Regions from separate parts of the Homo sapiens genome. Here all the other regions are linked to region 2. The links are chromatin contacts, found by Hi-C or POLR2A ChIA-PET in ENCODE. All regions are on one chromosome and are shown on one strand. Each heading gives the region's core, a stretch centred on a gene start or an enhancer-like site at or near the end of the contact. The rest is flanking DNA. Distances are from core to core; before and after follow the strand shown. Region 1 has its middle 190 kb from the start of REEP3. Region 2 overlaps JMJD1C (jumonji domain containing 1C). Region 3 overlaps REEP3 (receptor accessory protein 3).

Region 1 (3,513 bases), core at 677-3,176, 450 kb after region 2:
GGTACAATGTGGGTTCCTTCATAGTCACCCTGGTCAGAAAACACCAGGATCAGAAGGCGTTCCAAAATACCCCTTGGTATGAATTTAGAAACAGGCTTTATTGTAGAAACATACAAAGCAAGTGTCAGCAGGCAAAAGAGTCATCTACAATCTCCCAGCCTTTCATGAATCCAAGAAAATGAATCTTTTAGAATATGGCAAGTTATGTTTTAGGGGAAGGACTCTACCTCCTTATTGCTTTCCATGTGGAGAGAGGATCAGAACAACTTATCAGTGGGGATGGAAATAGGTACTGGGGCACCAGGCAGTCTGAGTTATGTGTTAGATGTTCTGAGAAGTTGTCTGGGAAAGCCAGCTTTCCAGTTCTGGAGATTTGAGGACTGTGGAGAGTGGTAGCTCATATGAGTAGGGTGGGAAAGAAACTGCCAGTTCTGTGGGAAGCTAAATTTAGGGCAGCCCACCCCACTGGGAGAAGGGGGGAAGCCCCTGTTCCACTTGGCTTGTCCAAGCCACCCCAAGTGACCTCCCAGAGTCCCTTTTAGACAACTTTGCTTGTCATACACCAAACTAAACCCTTGACCCAGCCAGTTGCTTAAAATCCTTCATCTGCTTCACCACTGCCTTCAGGGTAAAGTCCAAGGAGTTGGTTGTCCGAGAGTCACCATCTGGCCCAACCCAACTATTTGGTCTTTCCGTGTCACCCTCCACCTTATACTGTAAACTCCAACTGTCCTGGATGACCTGCTGTGCTCCAAGCATTTCATGTAACAAAAGCTTTCAGTGTCTGGAAGACTTTTGCACCATGCGTCTTCCTGGAATGTATCTTGCTGAGCACTCTGTCCCCCAAATTTTGTCATGATCAAAGCCTGCTCATCATCTGTTTCAGCTCCACTGTTTCTCTCTCTGGAAAACATTCCCAGATCTTTAATCCCCATACCCTGCATAATTAATCATTGCTTCCTCAGAGTTCCCATGGCACTTGGTTCACACTGCTAGCATGCACTTATCACCTTGTTAAGCAACACATCCACGGCCTCCCCTAGATTACCAGTTTCCTGAGCACAGAGACCTTGTCTTACTTGTCTTTACAGCTTAAGCCGTACTGGGCTGCTCTCCATGGGACTGAGCCTGCTGGCCGCACTGTGGCATCCTGCCCTTTATTCTGTATTAGGGAGCATACCTTACGGCCAAGGCTTACTGAGCAGTTGTACAGGCCTTTCCCTGGTGATAAGAGAATCTGAAGAGGACTAGGTACACCTTGTCAAAATGCTGGAATTTGTATCCAGGTTGGAGAGTGCCTAACACATTTGGGAAGAAACAAAATTGGGGTAAGAAGCAGCCCGATTTTTTAAAATAAGTTCTTAAAGGGTCAGTGGGACCGAATGCCTTGAGGAATAGCTACTGATACAGAAGATGACCTAGTTTGTAAAAAGAACAGCATAATATTTTAAATAAAGGTTTTCCTCCTTTTGACCTTTTTCCAGTATGACTGTATTGCTGTTAACTTTATTACTGAAGCTTAATGCCCACGATACCAGGAAGCACTTCTAGAAACAGCTGTGAATGTGGCCATTCATGGGTTTTGCCCCCACCATCAGGGCATGTGGGGAGGGATTTCTGTTTCCGCTGCCATGGTGCCTGTGTTTTTCCTGTGAGTACTAATGAAAGGCCCTTAAATTAGACCACACAGAGTTAAGGGAAATTGTTTATTCCTTCATTTTCATCATACCAAGGAACTTCAGAGATTTGGATCTATACACTTTGACCTCTAAGGAGTTTTAGAACAAAGGTGTGATGTCCAGAAAGATAAGAATCAGCAGGTCACATGGCTTTTCTGAAGGTTTATTCAGTCATCCCAGGACATCTAAAGGCAGGCAGATGCCAAAGTACACACGGGGCATTGGGTGTGAGCCTGATGAGAGCAGAGACCGGGAGGCCTAATGGAGGGGCTGGCACAGTGACAGTCTTCAGGACTAGTCTGGCCTGTGCAGCAGCTGCACATGTTCCTGGGATCAGAGCCAGCTGGTGGCTCATGGCAGTGGTTTCTGGGTCCTGGCTCCACCCCAAGACAGGCTCGAGCTCCTTAGCCCTGACCTGGCAATAGCTTTGTTCTGGCTTCACACTGAAGTTTGGCTGCTGAGCCAGAAGGTGAAGGCAGAACCTTGCACTGTCACCCATGCCCTCCTTCCAGCCTGATACACGGGCTGCCCCAGGCAGGGCCAGGGACCAGTGGGAAAAACCAGTCCTCCGGGGTGAAACTTCCATCATCCTCAAAACTTTTGTAGTGGTCTTGCCCTCTTTGGGTCTTCTGGGGGCACTTCAGTGTTGCTATCTGTGCATAAGGCCTCAGGTTAAAGTAGATGTCATATGGGATGGAGCAGAAATCTGGCAGGAGATGCCCTGGCTGTAACAATCCAGAAACATTCAGAGATGACTCTGAGACTGGATTTCAAAACTGGCTTTGGTTTTGCAAGAAATGCCACCCCAGATCTGGTTCTCCAAAATACAGTATCAGGAAACCCACAAAATAAGATGGATTTTAATCTCTATTAGAACATTTCCCAAACATTCCAAATAAAACATCACTAGTGACACTATTGGATATTGATGCTTTCAGTCTTTCCTCAAGTGTGGATAAAGCATCTTCAGAACATTTTAGTAGCTTTATTGATTGGAACAGGCAATCTAAGTAAAAGCAAAGTGCTTGCTATGCAAATAAAGCTTCTAGACAAGACTCCAGTCTCCCTCTGGCAGCAGCTTGCCATCCCAAACCCCTCCCATCTGGGACTCTGAAATCTGCTTTTAAAATACAGTCTGTATTTGCATGTCCCAACACCCCCCTCCTTGTTTTAGTCTAATTCTCCCAGGTTGAGAGAAACACAATAAAGGAAATTTTGTTGTTGTTGTTTTCAGTGCTTCCTTTTCACAGACTCTTTTTTTGGAAACCGCAACCTCGGATCCCAGCAGAGCTTCCTGGGGACTTGAAGAACATCAATCAGTTTCGCAGCTGGAGGCCGAGGCTTTCCTCAGGGAAGACTTTTTACATAAAACAGATTGTACTTTGTCCTTGCCAGGGCAGACAAAGATTTAAATTAAATATGCAGAAAGCTCCAGTTGGCTGCCTGCCACAGCCTGGGAGAGGGGGAAGGGAGATTGTGTCCCCACTCTCCTTCCTTTCTCTCTAGTTGTTTCTTTTTCCCATTTCTGTTATTACAGTGATAGGAGCCAGCAGTTAAGAGACTTGGGCTTTAAGCTGGGATTTTCTGTAAATTCACTGTGTGATGTGATACAAGTCACTCAGCCTCTGGGACCTCAGTTTCCTCTTCTACAATGAAGAGTTTGAATGAGATGATCTTTGAAAGTCTTTTCCGTATTTAACCTTCCAAGTTATCTCCAAACTCAGATGCATGCTTTTCCAGCAAATACCCTAAGCCTCATCTATGAGTAATGCATCCTCACTGTTCCTGGGGTGACTGGAAGGACCTGGCCTGTTTTCCCATACACCTCACGGGC
Region 2 (3,623 bases), core at 617-3,116:
CTCATTAACACAAGCTCTTGTTCTCTCCATGGAAATAATAGCTCTACATTTTATTTTTGAAAAACAGTAACAAGTCTGAAATAAAATAGTATTAACTTTTTACTCCATTAGAAAAAATTTAAACTGGTTCACTCATCCTTTCTTTCCATGCAATTACTGTATTATTTTAAAACATCTGAGTAAAAAGAAATCTATAATATATCCATTTAATTCAACCTAAACTCTAAATATACAAATGAAGGCCAGGTGTGGTGGCTCACGCCTGTAATCCCAGCACTTTGGGAGGCCGAGGCGGGCAGACCACTTGAGGTCAGGAGTTCGAGACCAGTCTGGCCAACATTGTGAAACCCCATCTCTATTAAAAATACAAAAATTAGCTGGGCGTGGTGGTGTGTGCCTGTCATCCCAGCTGCTCTGGAGGCTGAGGCAGGAGCATTGCTTGAACCCAGGAGGCGGAAGTTGCAGTGAACCAAGAACGTGCCACTGCATTCCAGCCTGGGTGAAAGAGTGAGACTCCATCACGGAAAAAAAAAAAAAAAAAAATACACATACACACACACACACACACACACACACACACACACACACACACACACACAATTCTGTGAGCTTTACTTATACCTGAAAAAATTAACTGGTAATTTCAACAATCTTAAAAAATATTTAGCTTAATACTTTTGATGAGTTTCTTCACATAATTAAAAGCTAATAGTCAACTGGAAAATGTTTTCCTAATTAAATGTATTTGTATTTAAATTGCAATAATGGAGAACTGAAATTTATATATAAAATCATTCAATTACTGACAATCTAAAAAAATTTCCCCTTTAAAAAAAGAACTATTATGCTAAACTGATAGGTATACATAAACACTAATCTCATTTAATTATATTAATTTACCCAATTCTTAACGTTTAGCATTGAAGACAATTTATACTAATATTTAACCAATTATTTTCTAATAATGATTATTTAGAATGTCAGATACTTTATTTTGTTTACTTCTGTATTCCTTGCAACAGAACACTGCCTGGCTCATAGTAGGTTCTCAGTATATATTGTTAATTGAATTAATAAATCGTTTATCCTATAAGCAAAATCAACTGACTGCATTCATTGGGTTTTTCACACAACTAGAAGTTAGATGAAATGATATTTAAAGAATATTGTTTAAAGAATGTCTGAATATCAATAAAGTTTAATTAACCTTTAATTTTAAAAAGTAATCTAAAATTTCTTACCTGGTAGGGCTGAAAGGCACTATCTTCAGTTAAAAAATCCAGTTGCTTATCTACAAGGAATTCTACTGCAGTGACTGAACTGGGTATATTTCTTTCAACCAGAGGTTTGAAAGTCTGCCAAGAAAAAAAAAATTTCTAATGATAATTTTCTGGGTAGTATCCTGAAATTATGAAGGAACACACACCAATACAATGTATCAATGTCATTATCACTACAGAGTCTTAGGGTACCTAATATTAATTTTCATATTATAAACTAATGCTTTTATCTACACCATAAGGTATCTGTGTTTATTTAAAAGAAACAAACTAGATCTACATGTGATATGGGCATATTTGAGTATACTAAGTCCCAACTGTTTACTTTTAAAAAGGGATGTAATAAAATATGCATGTGTGTAAAAATGTCTGCTTAAAAAGAGAAATTGCTTTTGAAACAGTAAACTGGGTTGTAGAGCTATTTACCCCCACCTTTTTTTTTTAACTGTATTATTTCTTATTAAAGAGAGTAGTTATTATTTCAATGTACACTTTTTGTCTAGCTCATTCACATTAAGCAGGATTTTAAATGATCAGGAAGTATCTGGTCTTTTAACTCCACCCCTTGCACTCCCACCCCCGCCCCTGCACCAAGCACAGATAAAAATCCCGCAGCTTCGGTGAGAGAAGCATGGAGGAAGGGAGTAGAGAGAGTCCGGTAAGAAGTACTACACAAAACTCTACTTTGCAGTCAAGTCCAAATCTCCACTACTTCTTTTAAAAAAAGTCAATCCAAGGTCATTTGATTCCTTTAAGAAGATACCTTTAACATATGAGATTTAACTCGTATCTTGGGTGGGGATGACAGGGACAGAGCCAGGGTAGGAAGAGGAAGGAAACAGGGATACAATGTATAAATTTCTTTATGACTATCACACTCACTTTCAAAGTAGATGAAGATTAAATAAAATACAAGTGTCTTATATTCATGGTACTGTTCTAAAAACTTGAAAATGAAAACAAAATTCCACCATTTTAAAAACACAGCTGCTTTACTATAAAAAAATTTTTTAACTGGAAAAAAGTTCGGAAAACAGAATTAATAATCAACTCAATTTCTAAGTTACCTATATCACATGGAGAAATCTTTCTAGCTACAGGGTAATTTGTGTTAATATTTCCACACAAAACAAAGATTTTGGCATAGACAGTACAAATTACCAGGCATTTCAAAATCATTGTGTTTCCCCTTTCTCTTATTCTGTCTTAAAAAATATATAACATTTTGTTAATAACAATAAACATACTCCAGGGAAAAACTTCAAGATGTTTGGTTTGGAGTGGCTTTTAAGGAGTTAATTTCTATATTTAAGAAATTCCTAAGAGGAATTTCAGGTTGACTCACTGCAATCTGTAACAATGTTTCAAAGTTAAAAATTTAATATTAAATTTAAGCAAGTCTTATTTCTATGCTATCTACATCATGAAGTTACAAATAATATTTTCTTAATTAAAAAACAGGAAAAACTCTCTTATATTCTCACTTATTTTCGATATTTAAGATCAGAAAATCTAGTCACAGTAATATCCTCTCTCCCATATCCTAGGCTAACCTTTTAAGCACTCTATTATTTATCAAAATTACTATTATTTGGGTGAGAAATCACATTTTCAAAATAGAAAATCCTCACATTATTTAGCTATTTCCTTCTACTGTTATCATTTAACACTTTTCAATTACATAAAATCCTATAGGATTTCATAAAATCCTATTTATTATTTTACTTAAGTGACAAAAAGTTTGTAAGAAATTCAAGAGCATTTATTGTATTTAGGCTTTAAAAGTGTCCACCACTACGTGACCAATTGACATGAAATATGTAACATAAACAGGGATATTCGGCTGATCCCTACTGTAAAAAATGTTTTTTCATATTATATCTCTGTCAGTTTAGTTTTTAAGTAAACTAGAAAACACTGGCATCTTCTCAAGAGGACTTTTAATCCTTGAACATTATCAAATGATCTATTTCTTTTCAAACAGTACCATATCAGGTCAACTCATGAAGGTTAACAAAAAGGTCCACAAAAGGTATTATCTAAGTGGCTAAAGATACAATTCAATTAAGTAGGATTTGAAAAAGAAGTAAAGTTCTCCTTCTGGAGTGCCTCTTTCTTACGCAAATAATACAGGTGGCTTGCATTTCCTATGAGACCTAGTCATTTTATAATATGAAAAACATTCTTCTGAAGAGAGCTCTCCTTTTCAAGGTAGGCCAGAGTTCTAAGGGTAAATTTCAACAAGCCGACCAATGATTTAAATTATTCTAAGTTAATTTGAAAAAAGGATTTCTAAGCTAAAAAAATTCTCACGTTTTAAGATGTCTCATTGAAAGCCAAGTA
Region 3 (3,612 bases), core at 634-3,133, 310 kb after region 2:
CTTCCCATTTCAAGGTCAGCTGATTAGCAACCCTAATTTCATCTGCAACCTTATTTCTCCTTTACGGTGTAACCTAACATACTCAGTTTCCAGAGATTAAGACACAGACATCTTTAGGGGAGAGAGGGCATTTTTCTGCCTACTCCAATAATATCTCAGTTGTTCTAACTGCAGTCTTATGAAGTAGGCATAGAAAATATTCCAGTATTACAGGCTTAGAGAAGTGAATTTACCTGGAGTCACATGGATTGTAAAGACAGAATTGGTACCAGATCAGAGATCTTCTGTTTCTAGTATTTTATTCATTCTATTCTACCATGCTACCTTTAGAAACACAGGTGAAGATTCTAGCTTCACGTAAAAGTTGAAACAGCCTTCACAACCAGCCAGTGAATATGCATCTGATTAATTCAAAGCTGGACGTTCGGGGGCCACGGCCATATAGATATTTTCCAAGAAGGACAATCAGGCAGCTTACCAGGGCGGGACCCACCAGCATTGAAATCACATGTGAACAAAGAGGTTCAAAATGAAATAGAAGGTTTTGAAAATTCTGTAAAGTTCCTCCTTTAAAAAAAAATAAAATCCCTTAAATCTTGACAATCTTCTAAGTATTTCCAATCTAATTTCACTCTGACAAAAATTTTGAACATTATTTGCTTGCACCCAGTGCAAGGCTAAGTCCTAAACTTAGCCATCTAATTTAAACCGACTTTTTTTTTTTAATTATACTTTAAGTTCTCGGATACATGTGCGGAACGTGTAGGTTTGTTACATAGATATACATGTGTGACATGGTGGTTTGCACCCATCAACCTGTCACCTAGGTTTTAAGCCCCGCATGCATTAGGTATTTGTCCTAATGCTCTCCCTCTCCTTGCCCCTGACCCTCCAACAGGCCCCAGTATGTGATGTTCCCCTCCCTGTGTCCACGTGTTCTCATTGTTAAACTGACTGTTAACAGTTTTATCAGAACTCTGTCCTCATAAAGTTTTCCTATACAGTAATCCTATCCAAATTTTCTTTGTTTTATACATGGTATTTTCTTAGTAAAATTAACCTTTTTATATTGCCCTGTTATGTTTTTAATAGCACCTTATAGTATCTGATGTTATATTCTTTATTTGAATATGTTTATGTTCCCCACCAGAATAAGCTCCATGGGGAATGTTTTGTTGTTTTATTAATTGCTATATTCCTGTACCTAGAACAGTACCTGCTGCATAATAGGTACTCAATATTTCTTGAATAAATAAATGAGAAAAGTTGACTTTTAAGTAAATATCAAATATTGTGCTTAATAGCTTGTACATTTCTTAAGTGGATTGATCTAGTTTACCAGCTTTGATTCTGCTGGGTTAGGGAGAATACAGTCCAGTCTTAACATTTATCCCAAAACCCAGTTTCTTTGTGGTATTTGGTTATGACCTAAATTTCACTGCTATCTACTTCAAAATTATTTTCAGAAAGCAAACATTTTCGGTTAATTTACTTCTTCCCACCCCCAACTACTACCATTCCCCTTAAGCCTGCAAATGGTAGATTGCACCTGATAAAACAGATGCTGTGCTCAAATCAAAACAAATGGAAAGTACTGTGTATTTTGGCAACCTTCCTTTCTTCCTTTGCCTATTTTTAAAACAGAGCTTTCCTAGGATATAATTTCCTGCATAGTGTGGCTGATATGGCCTACTTAAAGACTTTCAGTCTTGCAGTAATTGAAATGTAAACTTACTGAAGAATTAGTATGGTTTTGCAAATTTTTTCAGGCTCATTCCATCTCATGACTTGAAAATAGAGTGTTTACTTCCAAGTCGTGTGTAATTGCTGTAGCTTTTCTAGGAAACCAGTGTTCTTATTCTAAGAATGTTGGAGAAAGCAGCAATGAAAAGATTGGCTAACAGCACTTACAAATCAAAATCAGACATTTGGTTCTGAGATTTACTGTGAGCAAGAACAAAGAACAGGAAAAGCTGGGAGATTACTCTCTAAAAGGCCTAGAAATGGCCCTCTAAAAGTCTGCTGACTTGGTTTTTGAAAGTGACCTAATTTTCGACTGACTATTTAGGTGATATGAAAATGAACAAATATACCACATGCCAGTTCTACAGATCTTATTGATAATGAAATCTGAAGTTGTCTGCTAACTTTAGAGTGGAAATAGAAGGGGAAAAACATACTAAAGAACTTTTCTTTGTTCTCAAGAAGTGTTTCCTAGGTATCTTTTGATAATTTTGATAAAAAGTATTCATTTCATTTAAAGGTTTTAATAATTTAGAAAGTTTAAAGATTAGCCTACTGATTATGATGGGATTTTTACTGAAAATTAGTTTTGTCAGGCTGCTTGCTTGTCTGTGTATTTTCTATTCTAATTTAGTTTTTATTTTTATCAAAGCTGTATTTACTTATAATGTAAAAAGTCAATTAGTTTTCCAAGGCTTATTATGGAAAACAGTAGTTCCCCAGGCTCCCATCCCTATGTCTAACTCTCTAGAGGCAACTAGTTCAAACTCTTTTATCTGAATCTTTTAGCATTTATTGCCATATTCCAAATAACATACTTATTGTGCTATTTCTTAATTTTTCAGATGGACGTCATGAGTTAACTTCCTTCTACGAAAGATGATTTAGCAGTTACCCAATGCCACTATACACTTGCATATTTCTCTGTTCTTATAGCTTCCCAGAATCATTGCAGTATAATTTGTTTAGCTCAATATTCAATATTTATATTATTTAGACAAAATTAGAAGCAATAGAATATAGAGGTAAAGTGCACAATGTCTGGAAACAGGCTTCCTAGGTTTCATCCTAGCCCTACCCATTACTAGCTCTACCTTTGGACAAGTTATTTAACCTTTCTGTGCCTCAGTTTTCTAATCAGTAAGTAGTAGTAAATAATGAACATATTATTTAATTATATGAATGCACATAAAGCATTTAAATCAGTACCTTAAACATAACAGTACCTGTCATATAATCATTTTCATTATGTAAACACTATTCACAGCTGATCTCCACAGTATCCTGCCATTACCATTCTTTACTCTGGTGTTATTCACTATCTTGTTGTTTCATTTGTGTGGTGTTCTCTGTGTTCTTACTCTGTATCCAGACCCAAACTTTCCTAGAGTTGTGTGCATTTCTTCTCAGTGATGGTTCTTGTTTTGGATTCTCTGATTTCTTAATTACTTAATTTCTTCATTTTGATAAAATGCATCCTTCCTGAGAAGGCTATAATGAGAGGTCAATTTCTTTTTTTTTTTTTTTTTTTTTTTTTTTTGAGACAGAGTCTCGCTCTGTCGCCCAGGCTGGAGTGCAGTGGCACGACTTGGCTCACGGCAACCTCTGCCTCCCGGATTCAAGCAATTCTCCTGCCTCAGTCTCCCAAGTAGCTGAGATTATAGGCATGCGCCACCATGCCTGGCTAATTTTGTATTTTTAGAAGAGATGGGGTTTCACCATATTGGCCAAGCTGGTCTCGAACTCCTGACCTCATGATCTGCCTGCCACGGCCTCCCAAAGTGCTGAGATAACAGGCATTAGCCACCGCACCCAGACCCCAAGAGGTCAGTTTCTTGAGATGCTAGGTTGGAAATCATTTTCTTTCAG

What was found. Hi-C counts contacts between places; a loop is a spot of excess contacts on that map. ChIA-PET counts read pairs that join two places held with the same protein, here RNA polymerase II (POLR2A). Pooled maps may share reads with other maps.
Region 1: a map of endothelial cell of umbilical vein shows a loop between it and region 2 (6-fold over the local background). The contact joins two enhancer-like sites. A Hi-C loop is called at or near these places in 25 of 168 maps with a recorded cell type or tissue (A673, CD14-positive monocyte, CD8-positive, alpha-beta T cell and 17 more), 18 of 37 single-sample maps with no recorded cell type and 35 of 50 pooled maps. POLR2A ChIA-PET finds 5 or more read pairs at or near these places in 19 of 52 experiments (GM12878, H1, HCT116 and 15 more).
Region 3: a map of endothelial cell of umbilical vein shows a loop between it and region 2 (2.2-fold over the local background). The contact joins two enhancer-like sites. A Hi-C loop is called at or near these places in 2 of 168 maps with a recorded cell type or tissue (PC-3 and endothelial cell of umbilical vein) and 9 of 50 pooled maps. POLR2A ChIA-PET finds 5 or more read pairs at or near these places in 6 of 52 experiments (Caco-2, H1, PC-3 and 3 more).

Annotation. Positions count from the first base shown.
Region 1 is chr10:63,710,470-63,713,982 of GRCh38, forward strand. No RefSeq gene overlaps it. Among named protein-coding and RNA genes, the nearest start is that of REEP3, 190 kb to the left of the region's middle. RefSeq lists an enhancer at 2,807-3,485. Within about 2 kb of position 1,927, at least 33 of the 41 ENCODE cell types and tissues checked have a DNase peak (open chromatin) inside an H3K27ac peak, as active enhancers do; they include A673, CD14-positive monocyte, HCT116 and 5 more, where a contact is called at or near this core.
Region 2 is chr10:63,263,410-63,267,032 of GRCh38, forward strand. JMJD1C (jumonji domain containing 1C) reads right to left here. Exons shown (of 26, transcript NM_032776.3): 3 at 1,242-1,355. Among named protein-coding and RNA genes, the nearest start is that of MIR1296, 110 kb to the right of the region's middle. Within about 2 kb of position 1,867, at least 24 of the 41 ENCODE cell types and tissues checked have a DNase peak (open chromatin) inside an H3K27ac peak, as active enhancers do; they include A673, CD14-positive monocyte, HCT116 and 5 more, where a contact is called at or near this core.
Region 3 is chr10:63,571,593-63,575,204 of GRCh38, forward strand. The region is part of intron 2 of REEP3 (receptor accessory protein 3); the gene reads left to right. Among named protein-coding and RNA genes, the nearest start is that of REEP3, 52 kb to the left of the region's middle. Within about 2 kb of position 1,884, at least 3 of the 41 ENCODE cell types and tissues checked have a DNase peak (open chromatin) inside an H3K27ac peak, as active enhancers do; they include endothelial cell of umbilical vein, where a contact is called at or near this core.